2 separate regions of the Homo sapiens genome follow, and region 1 is linked to region 2. Evidence: chromatin loops called from intact Hi-C (ENCODE). Cell type or tissue: left ventricle myocardium inferior. All regions are shown on one strand. Each heading gives the region's core, and the rest is flanking DNA. Links, peaks and the distances in the headings are about the cores only.

Evidence for each region. Hi-C counts contacts between places; a loop is a spot of excess contacts. Peaks named below come from ENCODE experiments on the same cell type or tissue, not always from the same donor. Only the 100,000 strongest peaks of a DNase experiment are listed, where the experiment ranks them.
Region 1: it touches region 2 in a loop (3-fold over the local background); 66 of 110 quality-filtered maps call a loop at or near these places.

The regions. Positions count from the first base shown.
Region 1 is chr4:72,307,485-72,315,832 of GRCh38, reverse strand. It overlaps ADAMTS3 (ADAM metallopeptidase with thrombospondin type 1 motif 3), which reads left to right. Exons shown (of 22, transcript NM_014243.3): 12 at 2,011-2,156; 13 at 3,367-3,542; 14 at 4,652-4,785; 15 at 6,313-6,436. Among named protein-coding and RNA genes, the nearest start is that of ADAMTS3, 260 kb to the left of the region's middle. In left ventricle myocardium inferior, for the core only: no CTCF peak of the experiment used is centred there; a DNase peak (open chromatin) is centred at 3,282; H3K27ac peaks cover 2,132 bases.
Region 2 is chr4:72,465,339-72,473,686 of GRCh38, reverse strand. The region is part of intron 3 of ADAMTS3 (ADAM metallopeptidase with thrombospondin type 1 motif 3); the gene reads left to right. Among named protein-coding and RNA genes, the nearest start is that of ADAMTS3, 100 kb to the left of the region's middle. In left ventricle myocardium inferior, for the core only: a CTCF peak has its summit at 4,579 (motif pointing right); no DNase peak of the experiment used is centred there.

The DNA.
Region 1 (8,348 bases), core at 153-8,152, 160 kb after region 2:
ATATGTAAGATATGTTGCATAATTATCATCTTTAAAGGTCTGGAAAATGGTAAACACAGCTGCACTGTCATTTTTATGAAAACCATAGTATGCAAGGCTTTATTAAAGTAATGTACTAAAATAGTGTACTAGTTCCCTGTGGCTAAGGTAACAAATTTTCACAAACTTGTTGGCTTGAAACAATGGATATTTATTCCCTCACAGTTCTAGAGGCCAGAAGTCAAAAATCAATTTCAATGAACTGAAATCAGTGTGTGGGCAGGGCCATTCTCCCTCCAAAGGCTGTAGTGGAGAATCTTTTCTTTGCTTCTCCCAGCATCTGGTGGCCACCCCACATTTCTTGATTTGTGGCTGCACCACTCCAGTTTCTGCTTCTGTGGCCACATTGCGTTTTCCTCATCTTTATGGGTCAAATCTCCTTCTACCCCTCTCTTATAAGGATACATGTAACAGCATTTAGGACCCCATGGATAATCTGGGATAATCTCTCCATTTTAAAATATTTAAGTTAATCACATTTGCAAAGACCCTTTTTCCAAATAAGGTAACATTTACAGGTTCCGGGGATTAAGACTTGATATCTTTGGGACTACCATTCAGCCCACTGTTGGCAGAATAGGAAGAAGCAACTCAGCAGACTATCTGCCCCCTGGTAGTGGGATCTGATTGACTTGCTGGCATGCCATTCCTTGTGAAAGTTGCCCAGAAATAAAGTCATGTGAACTTATACAGAAGATTTGGCCTTGTTCCTTAGGGAAGGATGCCCAGAGGTTTTAAATCTCAAATTGTGTAGTCAGGATTGAATGCTCAGAAATTGGCTGAGTGCCAAGCTATGCTACTCATAAGGGCAAAGATCCCAAAACAAAGGCATGTTAAGAACTCAAGTTGAAAAGCTTTGACTAGTTTAGAAATAAGAAATTGTAGGCAGGACCAAAACCTGGTACAGAAGATTTATATGGCATTTACTTCTTTTAAAGCTCAATTTCAAATGTGTATAAACTGTACTTGTGACAGGGATTATATGCATAATAATAATAAAACCTGTCTTTTTAAGTGTTTGCATTATATTAGGCACTATGCAAAGCACCTTGTATACAATGTTTTGCTTTGGGAAAATTCAATATCATAAACTTCTGACTAAAAACAAGAGTATAACGAGTTAATTCATTTTTGCTTTATAAAAAATTATATAATTAACTTTTTAACATTCAACTTTCTTAAATATATTGGTGTTATATTGAAATTTATAGAAGTTGAGTTTTAACAAATGCTTTTATTGTACGTAGTGTGAAAAAGTAAGTCAAAATGTTAGAGAGGAAAATGGCTAATGTCTCTTGAGCACCATGCCAGGCACTGTAAGCTAGGTGCCTCTATAGTATTAGGGTTCTGGTAGCCCCACTTAATTACTTCTTGGTCAGATGGCCTTCAACTACTTATGAACCTTTCTGGGCCTCAATTTTCCTCATCTAATTGTTGATGATATATGTATGACCCATCTATCTCTCAGAATCATTGTTAATGAAACATTTTAAAAGTTAAATAAAAGTGCTTTGAAAGCTGCATATGTTTTAGACATGTTATATTATTATCTAAACCAAGACATAGTTTATTTTATCATTTTTAAAAAGATCATGTAGCCCTCAAAATATTCTGGTATGATATAGGTAGTGACAGATGAAGGGTAAAATCTTACCAACTGTGCAAGCTGGGTGCTCAAAGAGTTCTTATTGATTATAGTGTTTGATGCTTACTGGTGAATGTATCATTTAAAAACTTGTCTGAGTGAATGTTGTTTTTCCATTTTAATTTTCTACTTGAAAAATACAAGTCTAAATTACCCTTTAATAGGGTATATTAATGACATAATTGCTTTTGGATAATTTTAAATGCATCTCCACCTGGAAGAAAAAAGAGCAGTAAGAAAGCCCTTCAACTAGATGGTTCTTGTATAACAACTTCAGCTTTAGTGTATGCGTGATTTTAATAATTACCTTTTGTCATTTTTCTAAGTGGTGCTATAAGGGTCATTGCATGTGGAAGAATGCTAATCAGCAAAAACAAGATGGCAATTGGGGGTCATGGACTAAATTTGGCTCCTGTTCTCGGACATGTGGAACTGGTGTTCGTTTCAGAACACGCCAGTGCAATAATCCCATGTGAGTATATCCTTGTAACTCTTGTTATTTTTGGAGAGACCAGAAAATACTTCAATATTATGTTATTAGTATTCTGTTTTATAAAGTGCATGTAAAACACAGGGCAGGAAAATAAATTGTTCACAGTTCATAAACCAGTCTGTGTTTTTGATACATCTCCATTTATTAATCTTGTGACAAGCAGTCAGTGATGAAGAAGATCAAACGAAGATTGAATATTTTTAAAGAAGTTGCTGTTCAGGAATATTAAGAAGCTGAACAAGGAAAGTAGGTCACTGTGCCCTAAGGGCGTGGGCATGGGCACTGCGAGATTGACTGCCAGAAACAAGAGAGTGTCCAGGAAAGAGCGGTACCAAGCATACAGACTCTCTCTCTTCAGGGAGTGGAATGTGATTGCTTCAGAGGAAGGCAAAAGAAAGATTGTGATAGAAGGCCAGGTGACTGTTGGGGGAAAGTTATCTATTCATTCACTCAGACTACAATTACTGAATTCCCTATTGTGTGCTCAGCAATCTTTACGAAGAAAAAAACAACTGAATTCTCACATTTAGAGGATTCTGCCTTGTCTAGGGTTTAATATGTGAGCAGCTTTTTCTCTCTGTTTCTGGCAGCAGGATGTCTCTGAGCACGTCTTTTGTAAGACTATCTGATGCCACATACCTGCCTTCCCAGTAAGAGATGATGGTGGTATTAGAAGTAACAAAGACAATAAAAATTAAAAGATCAGCTAAAGTTCATTATGAGCCAGAGTTGTTAGGAGTGCTTTAAATAATGTCAACTCATTTAATCTTCACAGTTTTCCTCAAAGGAAGATACATTATTATTTGCATTTTACATATGAGGGAACCGAGCCATGGAGCGATGACCAAAGTTTCTTTGAGCTGCATCTGTGTGTTTTATACATGGTAGCAAAATATCATTTTATTGATTCAATATACATGCTTTTTTTTTCTTACACACTTTTGCCATGCATTTAAAATATATGATTTGAAAAGCTGATTTAAGTTGAGCTTTGTGTTTTGTTTTATTTTTCCACCCAGCAGGGAGAGAAGGGTGCTTTGGAAAGGGACTGAAATTAGGAAGTATGAGTTCATTCACTTTGTGCTGGCAGCCCAGAAACTTTGGCTTTGTGCCCTCAAGCACTGTGTCTGCAAGCTTCAACTGCTAGACAGAAGCCAAAAGGCCTTTTTAAATGTTGTCTTTTCTTTAGGCCCATCAATGGTGGTCAGGATTGTCCTGGTGTTAATTTTGAGTACCAGCTTTGTAACACAGAAGAATGCCAAAAACACTTTGAGGACTTCAGAGCACAGCAGTGTCAGCAGCGAAACTCCCACTTTGAATACCAGAATACCAAACACCACTGGTTGCCATATGAACATCCTGACCGTGAGTAGCCTCGTGCTCTCCTTCCTGCTGTGTGGATGGTTACTCACAGTTTAAGCTTTGCCAGCACGAACCCCATGGACTCTTGATCCCTATGTGGTAACTTAGGAAACTTGGTGCTTATAGGAGTAAGTTCTCCTGGGTTTCTAAGAATAAGGCTTAAATACCCTTTCTCTAAAGAGGTAAGAATGGTGCAATAGTTCCTGGCAAGCAGCACTATCACCATCAGCGGTGAAAAGACCAGTGGAAAGGAACGCCTGGGAGAGATGTTGGAATTCCTGATTCAACCGAAATCCCTCTACTAGGAAATACTTCTGGAATATTGTGATCTTTCCTTTCTGAACTAGAGAAAAATATAGTTCTTTGAAAATTGAGTCAGGACCAAGAGAAAGATCATAATTTAATAACAAAAGATACCTTATAACCTTTTACTTTTTTACTATAGTTTAAAGATATATTTGGAAATTTTCTTTTAATGTTTCACTTCTTACTTCTGAATTTTTGGTTAAATATGTCCAATGGCAACTTTTTGCCATACTTCTTATTTGAGTGAATGAAAGGAAATAGTTATATGATTACATGCACCACTGGGTTCAGTTCAAATCCATGTTAAAGGAAAGAGGAATACACGTTAAGAATTCAAAGTTGCAATGCATTAAGAAGAAATGCATTGTTTTTATCTATTTTGGTGAAGTGAGTTGCATCCTGTAAGAGGCAAAAACTATGTTAGATGATTGAGTCAAATCACAGACATTCTTTCAGTGCTCTAATATTACGAAAACTAAACTGGTTTTGAATTAAGATTTATTTAAGAGCTATGTTGAAATCTAGGGTTGCCTGGGGCAGTCCCAGTTTATACCTGTTGTTCCTGCTCAGTTATTACTAGAACCCCTTTTCTAGTTTAGATGACAAATTTTATGGTCACCTTAGCTAAAAAAAAAATGTCAAATGTACATACTTTCCTCCTTACTCCTTATTTTATTTGTTTATACGGTATTCCTTTTGTTTTCAGGAAATCACAGTGAAACCTTATATTTAAAAATAAAATAAACTATGCTGTTCAAACATTCCATTTTATGTAAATAGTTAATTTTATCCTCCATCTTATGCAGCCAAGAAAAGATGCCACCTTTACTGTCAGTCCAAGGAGACTGGAGATGTTGCTTACATGAAACAACTGGTGCATGATGGAACGCACTGTTCTTACAAAGATCCATATAGCATATGTGTGCGAGGAGAGTGTGTGGTAAGTTCAAATTGCTTCCCCAAAGGCTTTCTACGTTATCTACGTTTACTGTCATTCATCTGCACATTTTTAATTTTTTAAACTATTTTATCTTTGAAATCACATTATAGTAAGTGTCTATGAATAGTTCAATAGCTAAAATAAATTTGAGAGACATTGTACTTTCTCAAATCAAACTTTGGTCACTGGCAGAATCAAGGTTTAAATAATTTTCCTAATTTCCAGCCAAATGCCTTTTCTGAGTAACTCTGAGGCCTCTAGGTTGGGAATACAAATTGGTAATAATGCATTTGCTTCGGGTATTTTAGTAGCCATCTGCTATTAAAATACAAGGTCTTTTTAAAAATAATCAGTGCTAAGTATATTTAATCTTTTGTTGTAAAGATAATAAGACATTTCTTTCTCACCTTCCAATCAATTCTAAGTTTAAAGGCTAAATTTCACATTAGAACAAAAGTAGTAGAGAAGCAAACATGTTTTTTTGCTCCATTTAATCTCAGGTTAAAAATGCATTTTATTTCTTGTGTTCATAGTTAAATCGATATGAAATTATCTTATTAACTGAAACACTGCTCCTAACATATATTTCCTTTATACTTCATCAAAACTGAAGTGCTGTATTAATGAGTCTAAAGTAATTGAGCTTACATTTTCCTGAAAGCATAGTATGTGTTGTTCAGCTTTTACCTGCCGCAGTACCTAGTACATTAAACGTATGTGTTGTCTTTATTTTCCCTGCCACCTTTCATCCCATACTTTTGAGTGCAGTAGTGTATTGTGTATCATTATTCTACAGTGATTTACATTAAGAACATGCCTTGGTTCAGAAAACCTTCAATATTTTCCTGTTTCAAGGGAAAATGTAAATTCTTCCTGGTATTCAAGTCTTCTGCAGTCTATTCAATGCAGATTTTTCACTGTTCTTTCCTTATCATGAAACACTAACCTTCCATTGGTTTAAATATGGGTTTAGATATTGACCTCTGCACCCACTTTCCATGAACATACTTCTCTGGCTTTGTTGTAACTCATCTGCTTTCCTGAAATGCTTTTCTATTCTGTGTTTCTTTGGCCCCTGTGAAAATCTTCACCACCCTGGTGAAGTTTTGTCTCACATCATAACCATCTTTTAAAGATTGCACTAATATACAACTCACTATATTATCCATCATCATAAATGTGAGAGCAGCAAGGGAAAAGCACTGTCTTGTTGTTTTCTTGTCTCCTCAGCATCAGCTACATCTGTTTTCATTACATGTGTGTTTGATGACTATGACAATTTAAAATGGTGTAAATATTTCATTGGACTGGAGGAAATATATTCTTTATTACTTAGGGTACAAGTCATTTGGTTTCCCATTATTTTTTTTAAAAAACTGAGGTATTAAAAATTATGACTACAGTGGCAGTTTGCTATAAATTGGCTGACTGTGGGCCATGACTGAACAAAGGGTTCATCATTCTCTGGGATGTTGACCACTACTGGGCACACTAAAATTAGCCACATTTGACATCTTCTCTCTCCAGAAAGTGGGCTGTGATAAAGAAATTGGTTCTAATAAGGTTGAGGATAAGTGTGGTGTCTGTGGAGGAGATAATTCCCACTGCCGAACCGTGAAGGGGACATTTACCAGAACTCCCAGGAAGCTTGGTAAGATGAGGTCTCTCATGGATTTAGTATTCTTCTCTGTGATTTGTACTTTTTGAGGCTTCTTCCTTTAGAAATGCAGCATTTTCTCTATAAACATAATCAAAATTTAGCTGCTGATTTATTGTTATTCAGATTACCTTTTAAGGAACTTAAAAAAAAAAAAGAAATCACTTTGAATGAATTCATACTCCCTAGCGTCAATGATGAAAAAAATACATACTAAATTTAGAAAAGAAACAAGTAAAATCAGTATCAGTTATACTAGCTAGCTAAAATCTGTGTTTTATTTTGCATTTTTAATAAAATGCAGATTGAATTATTAGAATTGGTGTTTATTTTGAATTCTTGTTGCATATAAATTATTGATCAGGAGTTTAAAAATTACAAAATTTTAGATACAACTTTTAAAATATCACATTAGTTTTACTTATTTTAAAAGTGAACAATTTTATCCTGTTTATAAATCTAGGAATCTTGGATCTGTATTTCACATAATTTTTAAAAATTTACTTTAAACAAAATTGAGGTACAACCAAAAACTAACCTGAGATGTAATTGCTCATCTCTATAAATGTTTATGCTTGTTACATAGTCAATAACTTGAACTTAGACATACACTGAAGGTTCAAAGGTGGAACAAAAAGCTGTCTTCATGCATCAAATAATAGGCAAAATTATCCATAGTTTAATAATATTCATTGGAATTTTCATAAAAGATTTGTATACAGACATTTATTACTGAATAATTTCTTGAGTTTGTATCAGATACTATTCAGTTATTCAATAAGGATTTATTTGGCAAATGTTTCTGGGAATTCAGCACTTAAAGATAAATTTGATGTGGTGTTTGCTCAAGAAGATTTTGATGTCTTCCAAAGAGCCGTTGGTATCTTATAAAATCATGAAAGTAAAACAAAAACAAAGAAATATGGTTTACGTTAAGTAAATTGTCATTGGGGTAACTTTTCCTTTTATAAAAAAGTTAGTCTTCATCCAAATGAAATAATTCTCTTAGTTTTTGTATTTTTTATTCCCATTATACCCCTGATACCTAACTCAATTACTAGGAGACTATATTCTAATGTTTTTCTTGTTACTGATGTCTTTGCTATTCCTGTGTTATAAATTACCATGTTTTGTACTTTGAAAATTGTTAAAAAGCAAATATTGCTATTTCTGACTGATTGCATTATTAAAGCAAAGAGAAATATAATTATATACGTGTATTATATTTCAGTGGAGTCAAATGTAATTTTCTTCATCTTGCTGTGAAATAATATACTGTGCTTTCTTGGAGTTACATTTTATTCTTTTCTTTTGGATGTAAAATAATTCATTTTGTTTTATTTCCACAGTGAATAATGTAAAGAAAAGGTTTTGCCATGTTCATTCATTGTATATTATGTATAATATAAGGTATTGGTACTGTTTTTCAGAGAGTTCAAACATCATGCTAAACTTGCAAATCAAGGCCAAAAGAACATTAGAAAATTTTCATCTGTCATACCAATTCAAACTGTTCAAAGATAATCTAACTTCCATATCTTTGCACTAATATTGTCATCATAGTGATTTAATAGACTAATTAACCTTTTCCAACAGGAAAACATTTAAGCAAGAGGTGCCATAAAGAATTGAAGTTGCTGGAAAATGAAATCTGCAAGTATTCAACTTCAAATCATCTACTTAGTCTTACTTTCATGCTTAGTCTTACTTTCATTGACTATTAACAGTTTATTGGCATTATCTATTACAAATGCATTGTGACTTCAACACATAAACTTACAGAACATATTTTATAACTTGCCTAATAAAATATGTGACTTATGGGATAGTCAATGAAACAACAAGACTTTGATAAACATGAACCCTCCACTAATTAAAGACATTCTATTTAAGGGAAGACAAGAGG
Region 2 (8,348 bases), core at 272-8,271:
CCCACTTGGCTTTCTCTCACACCACCTAGGGTGTTGGGATGACTCATCACAATCTTGACAAGATGGAGGCCTAAGCTCCCCACTTGGCCTGTGCTGGTGTGAATGTAGTAGGACCGTGTTTTTTTTTTTTTTTTCTGTGGTGTTTGGCTTGTGTAAAACTGTTAGTGTCTAAATGTTTTTATTCTCATAGGCTGGCCATTTCCTAGACCATTGGCTAGAGAGAGCATGTTTTTTTTAGGGCTTTGTTATTGTTGCTGTTGTTATTTTGTTTGTTTTTGTTTCCTTGCCTGTTTTTGTCTACATTTCTGAGTTGCTAACTTTTTTTTCCACTGCAAATCTGGGATAAAAGAAGCAAAAAGAAAACCCAGCATGTCATCATGGATCTTGAGGTCTTTAGCTAGTCTGCCTTCTTCTCTCCACCTTTAGAGTCGTCTTATGTTTGTTATATATATAAGGTCCAGAGTAGACAGTTGTACTTAGTGAGTAGAGTCCCTAGGTGTAGTAGAAGTATGTCGACTTCTGATATACTGATTATGATAATCAATATTTTTAACAAGATCTGTGGGATCTGCTACTTCAGGTACACATGTTGAATAGCAAAGCTATACATTATTAAATTATCGTTTGTTTTGTTAATATTAATTTTTTATTTTTAATTCTTTTTAGAAATTTTGTAATGGGGTTCCAAGTTACTTTGGTTGCAAAACTAAAGATTTTGTTTTGCTGTATTTTATGCCAACTTTTAGATGAATTTCTCTTTCACTCATACTCATGGTCATCAAATATTACAGTTACGTTTGAGGCACCTCAGATTGACTTGTGTCTTAACATGAAACAAATGCTAGCCAAAGTTCGTGCAGTGCTTAAGCCATTCTACAATTGTCAACATAAGCTATCCATGAATAAAGAATTTATTTTACCCTTCATTTTGACTATCTTATATGTGGCATTTTCAGTAATTATTCCCCTAAGAGTACTTATTAGCACAACTCTGATTTTTCTGTTATATATTGGGGGTTCTTCAGAACTGCAAGGTGAAAGAAGGAATATTTCTCTTGAACAGAATCTAATTTTAATGTCTCCTTATTAAATATATATTGGGGAACGGACAAGATGACATTGTCAGGTTCTTAAAAGCAATTCATAACATGGACTAGTAGGTTAATTAGCCCATTTTGCTAAAAAAAAGTAAGAAAACAAACTGATTTTCATGGAAGCTTGAGAATGTTGAGTTATTTTTATGTTCAGAAGCACTGTTTATGTGTCTTTAATATACTGTATAAACCTACAGTGAATTGCTTTGCATGTTGTTAAAAGATATTTTACCAGGGATATTTCTGTATTTGGCGTATACTCTGTAGTAACAGAGGTTAATATCTTATTTTCAGAAGAAAAATGATCAGTATGTAGTTTGGTTTTTATAAGTTTCTTTTCTTCTAAGGGGCATGGAATTTTGGCCTTAGCAAATATAAGCGATGTAGTGGAATTGAGAATGTATGAATTTCAGAATATTTATAAAAACGTTATTTCTCCTATTTGTCATTTATATTGTCAAGCCCTGTCTCATTTTTCCTGGACCAGGATTTCCAGATGTTAAACTCAGTTCTTATTTCTAGATCTTCCTTGTATTTATCTCAGGAATTCTAAGTATCTGCTTTATGTCCCATAGTTCCTGACATTCCTGCTTCCAACTGAGGGAGAAGTGATCTCTACTGATAGCTTTCTTCAGTGGAGGATCTTGGTTTCTTTCAGGTAGTAGTTCTGACAATTTTTGACTTTAGGGCCCTTATAGTCTTAAAAATTATTTAAGACCTCAAAGAGATTTTGTTTATATAGATTATATCTATCTACATTTACCATAATGAAAATCAGAGATGAACAAAATTAAATATTGATTTATTAATTTTTACAGTAGTTATAATAAACTTGGCATATATTAACATAAACAAGTTTGTCTAAAAGTAGCTATATTTTCAAAAACAAAAAAATTCAAGAGGAAGATGGCATTGTTTTTAATTTTCACCAACCTTTTTCTTGCCTGGCTTGATAGAAGATGGTTACGTTTTCATATCTGCTTTTGCATTTTTAATGTTGTTTTGGTTGAAGTATATGAAGAAAATCTGGTCTTATAAACATATGCAGTTGGAAATGAAACAAATATTTTAAAATGCTTTTTATATAATGAGAACATTCTTTGATTCTATACTAGAACTCAACAAATACTAGCACTCTAAATACTAGATGCAATGTGGAATCCAAAAGCATATCAAGTATTTTTGTACTCTGTTATATTAAAATCTATGTTGCACTTTTTGTAATTTTATGCATTGGTCATTTGGAAAATATTGTGTCATGGAGTTAGAAGTTATTGCATTATTGACATTTGTTACTATAACTACAGATTAAATCAGAAAAAGTCTTTAAATGTTGAGAGTCTGTTAAGCTAACAGTGGCAGATAACAAGTACTCCAAGTTTCTAATTTTTGCTTGAAATCTTGAATTTTATCATTAGCAACATATCCTGTTAGTTGTTTTCCTTGAAAAGGCAGGCTCACGTTATTTTTCAAGAAGATGTTTGCCAAATATCCAAGTTTGAATAACTGTGCTTTATCTCTTAGTCATTATTTTAAGTAAAAATGGTGTTCCATGAAAAAACGGCTCATTCGACTCACACCTCAAACATTTGTGCAAGTGATCTTTCTTGAGATATCCTTTGTAGTTTGGTATGCGATAGAAGTGGTATATGGTTGTGCACTTCCTATTTATATCACATAGGATATTAAAAATTTTGTACTTAAGCCTTAAGACTTAATAAAATTAATAATTGTTACGCTTTAACAGGACTTTTTTATTGCAACTGGCTTTTAAAAATTATTGTCATTACCATAAGTGTGTAGGACAGTGAAGAATATGATGACTCCTAGTACAGTTGAGTGCCACTGCCTTGATTCATGTGGAAGCCCAGCAGTTTAACTCACCATTGCCTTTTTGCCACCAGTGCGAATATCAACACAGTGAAAAAGGTGAAAACATCTTCATATTAGGGTGAGAATAGTTTTGACCTTGCAGAGCCCCTTTAAGAGAATGGGTCTTAGGTGTCTTCAGGGATTCACAGGTTAAATTTCGAGAACTATTACTATAAGTCATGCATATACAGGAAGATGGATATAATTTTAAGAATGTGTGTGTATTATATGTGTGTATATACATACTCATAATATGTATATATTATGAGTGTATATATATTATACATGAGATGTATATATTATGTATATGAAATGTGTGTGTGTGTGTGTGTGTGTGTGTGTGTATATATATATATATAAACTTAAAATAATTTCAGAAAATGACTTGAGTAATCCTCATGGTATTCCAGAGAGGTAGGTGGTGATTAGAATATCTGCCTGAGATATAGAGGAATCATGTCAGTGTAGCTATGCCATTTTGCCCATGACCAAGTAAGAGGAGTTGCTGAAAGGGCTAGAATCCCGATTCAGAATGAAACCCACAGGACAGCCAGTATCAACCTAGACTAAAACAGTATTGAGCATTCTAGTTTTTCTCATCTTGTATACAAACTTGAAGTCTTCTCTGAAGTCTTGTATTTAAAAAAATATGGCACACTGGGACAATACAATTGATCCTTGATCAATGCGGAGGTTGGGCAACCAACCCCCATGCAGTGAAATGTCTGTATGTAACTTTTGACTCCCTTAAAGCTTAACCACTAATAGCTTACTGTTGCCTGGAAGCCTCACTGATAACATAAACAGTCAATTAACACTTATTTCGTATGTTGTATATATTATATACTGTATTCTTACAATAACGTAAGCCAGAGAAAAAAAGTGTTATTAAGAAAGTCATAAGGAAGGGAAAATGTATTTATTATTCATTAAGTGGGAGTGGATCATCATCAAGCTTTTCATTCCCTGTTGTCCTCACAGTGAATAGGCTAAGGGAGAGGAGGCGGAGGAGGAGGGGTTGGTCTTGCTGTCACAGGGTTGGCAAAGGCAGAAGATCCATGTATAAATGGATGCACACAGTTCACATCTGTGTTGTTCAAGAGTCACCTGTGCTTGGAAGGAGCAGGCCTGAAAGACCTGTGCATGCTGATCACGGAGAGGTGAGGGATTAGATAGCAATAAGGGGAAAGGACACTGATTTTATTAGTCGTCTAATGAATGCCAGGTACTGTTCATTGTACTCACATGTTAACCCCTTTAATTCTCACAACAACTTATGAAGTCACTATTATCCACCTCATTTTAGAGAGGAAGAAATGGAGCCTCTGATATTAAACAATGAGCCTGAAACAACATCACTTCTATGGGTTGGAGTATGAATTCAAACCATTTGAATTCTATAGGTAGAACTCCAACCCATGGAATACTACCATTTTATTGTAATATAGTGTCTTCATATCTGTATTCACCAGCCTCTTGGGCTACATTGTTAACTGGTTAACTGTTACTATATCTGTCTTCTAAACATATTTCTGAATATACACGTGTATAGTCAGGTTCAGTTTTTACCTTTCTGAGGAAAATAAACAGAATTTTGTATTCATTCATCCACTAGAGGGCACAAGAGTGCTAATTTGTTAAGTTGATAATGATTGATGAGTAGAGTTTAAATTAATATGATTGTAGTATGATTTATAATCATATGTATGTACTATAGGAACTTGCATATGAAAAGTTATGAACAACCATCTAGTAATTATTCTTGGTAAGAAAGATGCTGTGCCATCTTTTTATTGGAAACCAGAGACTGCTTTTTCCACAAAATATGAAAAATAAATAACATTTAGTTAAACTTAGATGTGTGACTGGTGGTTGAAGAGAGGGACCATGTGATATGCACTGGCAAGATAAGCTGTGAACCAAGTCAAAACTTACATTCTATTCTAAGTTTTCTTCTCGTTTTTTTTTTCATAATACATGCCAGTTTTGACATTATTAATTTAACTTTGTTGTGATGTGTTTGATGCAATGTTGTTCGAAATAACGGATGGATTTACCTAAGACATTACTTAAGTTTTAAAGGAAAATGTTAAGATAGCTTTTTGTATTTGGTTAATGCTTGTGTTAATCATTATTTATTATTCCAGACTTGTCATTTAAATATGACTAGGTATGGGGAGTCTTTTAATATAACTGATACATCAAGTTCCTTATTTATGTAATTACCATGTGGGTAATTTTTAGTAAAATTGTGAAATACATTTTTTAAGAAGAACAAAACTGTGAACTGTGAAATAATTGCATAATGTTTGCATGATATTTGCCATTAGAGTATTTGTATTTGAAAAGAAATTTGGGATATTGTCCTGATTTATTTTTCTTAAGACTCCTGTAAACTTTGGATCATGATGACTGTGAAGAAGTTTGAAATTCCATTGGCATCATATCCATGGCAATTGTGAAGTTTTGCCAATTAGATTCTTACACTATATATTACATGTAATGCTTTTTGTTTTTGTTAAGTTAGAGTTTGTAAATGAAGGAATCTAAAATAGTTTTTCATTTCACTATTTTTAGATATACAATGAAGAATGTTCTTGAGCTCTACTTAAAGAAATTTTTTTTTCAGACTGAAAACCTCTGAAGGATTAGTGAAATAATACATTTTTATATGATTCTAATTTTGAGAAAGTGTGGCTGCTGGAACAAAATGGTCCAGAGTTTATAACCTTCTTTGCTCTGATACATACAGGCATATATGATATAATATAGCTTAACCTCTTTGAACATTAGTTGACTGCTCTATATAATTGGATTACAGCATTGCTGTAGGATGGTAGGCACTAAGGATACAAAGATGAGTCATGAGTAGTTCTGTCTTCAAGGATGGCCATCTATGGGGAGTGCTATACAAGTTAGCAAAAGATTACAGTGTGGTATGATGAGGGCCTAGTAAAGTGATGCAAACTTGCTACTCTGTCCTCACTTAAAAGGGTGGTAACTTAGTCTGTGATGTATTCAGGGAAGATCCTTCAGAGGAGGTAAGACTTGGACTTAAAGAATAAACAGTAGAGAGTTTGGGGTGCTGGGAGGAAGGAGCATATTTTAGGCAGAAGAAATAACATGGGACAAATCAGGGTGGAATAGGACAGTAGACTTTTAAATTGTAAGAGTATGGAATAAAGACGAAATAATGTAGGAGAAGTTGGAGATACAAGATGGGATCAAAATCATGTCTCTTGAATGTATATTAACAAGCTGGAATCTTATTTAGATTATAAGGAGCCATTTGCAGGTTTTCACTTAGGAGTGCTCTTGCATTTTAGGAGGATCACTGAAATAAGACTTAGAGAAGTTGGAAGATACTGCAATAGATACTGTGGGAAGAGGTGTAGCTGAGACAAGGCTGTAGAGTAAGCCTCGAGACAGTGATCAGCAGATTTTGGGGCTACCTAAGTATAGGATTAACAGAAGGAATGAAATCAATAGGTATAATTTTGAATCTGCAGACTTGGCAGTTAGAAATAAAGCCAGAAAAAGCTAGAGGAGACAAAGGTGACTCAAAGGTGACTTTTGGGCTTCAGGTTTGGCTGACTATGGAAAATGGAGGAGAGGGGAAAGCTTTTTTGCAGTGATTTTTAGCTAGAGATGGAGATTAAAACAAAATAAAATACAACTTTGAAATAATGTTTGATTACTTCCAATGTGCCAGAGATATAGTGAGGTTTTAAATGTGACATATTTAATTATCTCAGTATCCCCTTGAGGTATTATCATCTCTAATGGACCATTGAGGAGGCAGATTTAGAGAGGTCATTATCTTAACTAAGACCGCATAGCTGGAACTGATAGAACTTGGAATTGAGCTTAATTCTATCTGACCCTAAATTACAGCCTTTTCCATTCTATTACTCTGGGTATCATCTCATATATAGTACAGTTGAAGCGATGAGTATAAATGGAAATGATAAAAAGAGAAGAGAACAAGAGAAGAGAAGATGGTCAAGGGTAGAACTTGGGCAAATAACATTAGATTACATGGAGCCTACCAGGGATATAGAGAAGATGCAGCCACAGGGAGGCAGGGAAATTAGAAATAGCATTACATCCAAGACAAAACCATTAGAATCAAGCTTGAAGGCTCTCATTCTTTCCCACCCCCACATTCTGTCGATTAGCAAATTCTGTTTGCTCCGCCTTCAGAATATGTATAGATTCTGACCATTCACTCTGGTCCAAGCTACTCACATCTCTTGTGCTGTAACGGTGTTTTTCACATCTAGTCTTGTTGCCGTAGTGTCTTTTCTCCAAACAGCAGTTAGATTGTCATTTTCTGCTCAGAACTATCCAGTGGTCTTTCTTGCCATTCAAGAATACAATCCAAACTCATTACCATGGACTACAAGGATGCACATGGCTCTCACACAGGCTATCCCTCTAGCCTCTTCTTCTACATCCTCCTGTGAACCATAGTGCCAGCCACGAGCTGAACAGTGCTTTCTCTATGGAATTTGCACTGACTGCTCACCTTCCTGAGATGCTTTCTCCCCAGATGTTCATCACAGTGTCAGAAGGACCCAACCAACCTTTCTGAAATGGCATCTTGCATTATCACATTCTACCTTTTTATTCTCTTTTTATTGATAGGACATTATCACTTGTGTATTAGTCAGTTCTCATGCTGCTAATAAAGATATGCCCAAGACTGGGTAATTTATAAAGGAAAGAAGTTTAATTGACTCACAGTTTCACATGTCTGGGCAGGCCTTACAATCATGGCAGAAGCTGAATGAGGAGCAAAGTCACATCTTACATGGTGGCAGACAAGAGAACTTGTGCAGAAAAACTCCCATTTATAAAACCATTAGATCTCATGAGACTTATTCACTACCATGAGAACAGTATGGGGGAAACCTGCCCCCATAATTCAGTTATCTCCACATGGCCCCACCCTTGACACATGGGGATTATTGCAATTCAAGGTGAGATTTGGGTGGGGACACAGGGAAACCATATCAACTTGAAACATTAAGCTTAAGTGTGTGCTTTGTATTTATTGCCCCTAAAACCCCTGTCCTGCACCCAAACTTCATGAAGGTAGAGATTTTGCCCTTTTTAGTTCAATCCTGGATCCCCAGTGTGTAGGACATAGTTAATGCTGAACAAATGTTTGAATGAATGAGTACAGTCAGAGTGGACATTAAAACAAGTAAATCAGATCATATCGCCCCCACTTTTAACCCTCCCACCCTAGCTGCCTCCTATCACTGTCAGAATAAAAGCCAAACTTTGTACCATCATCTGCAAGGCCTTACATGATCCAAGCCTTGGTAAAGACTGGCCTCTAGCCTTACTATTCCACCCTGGTTGACTATGTTCAAG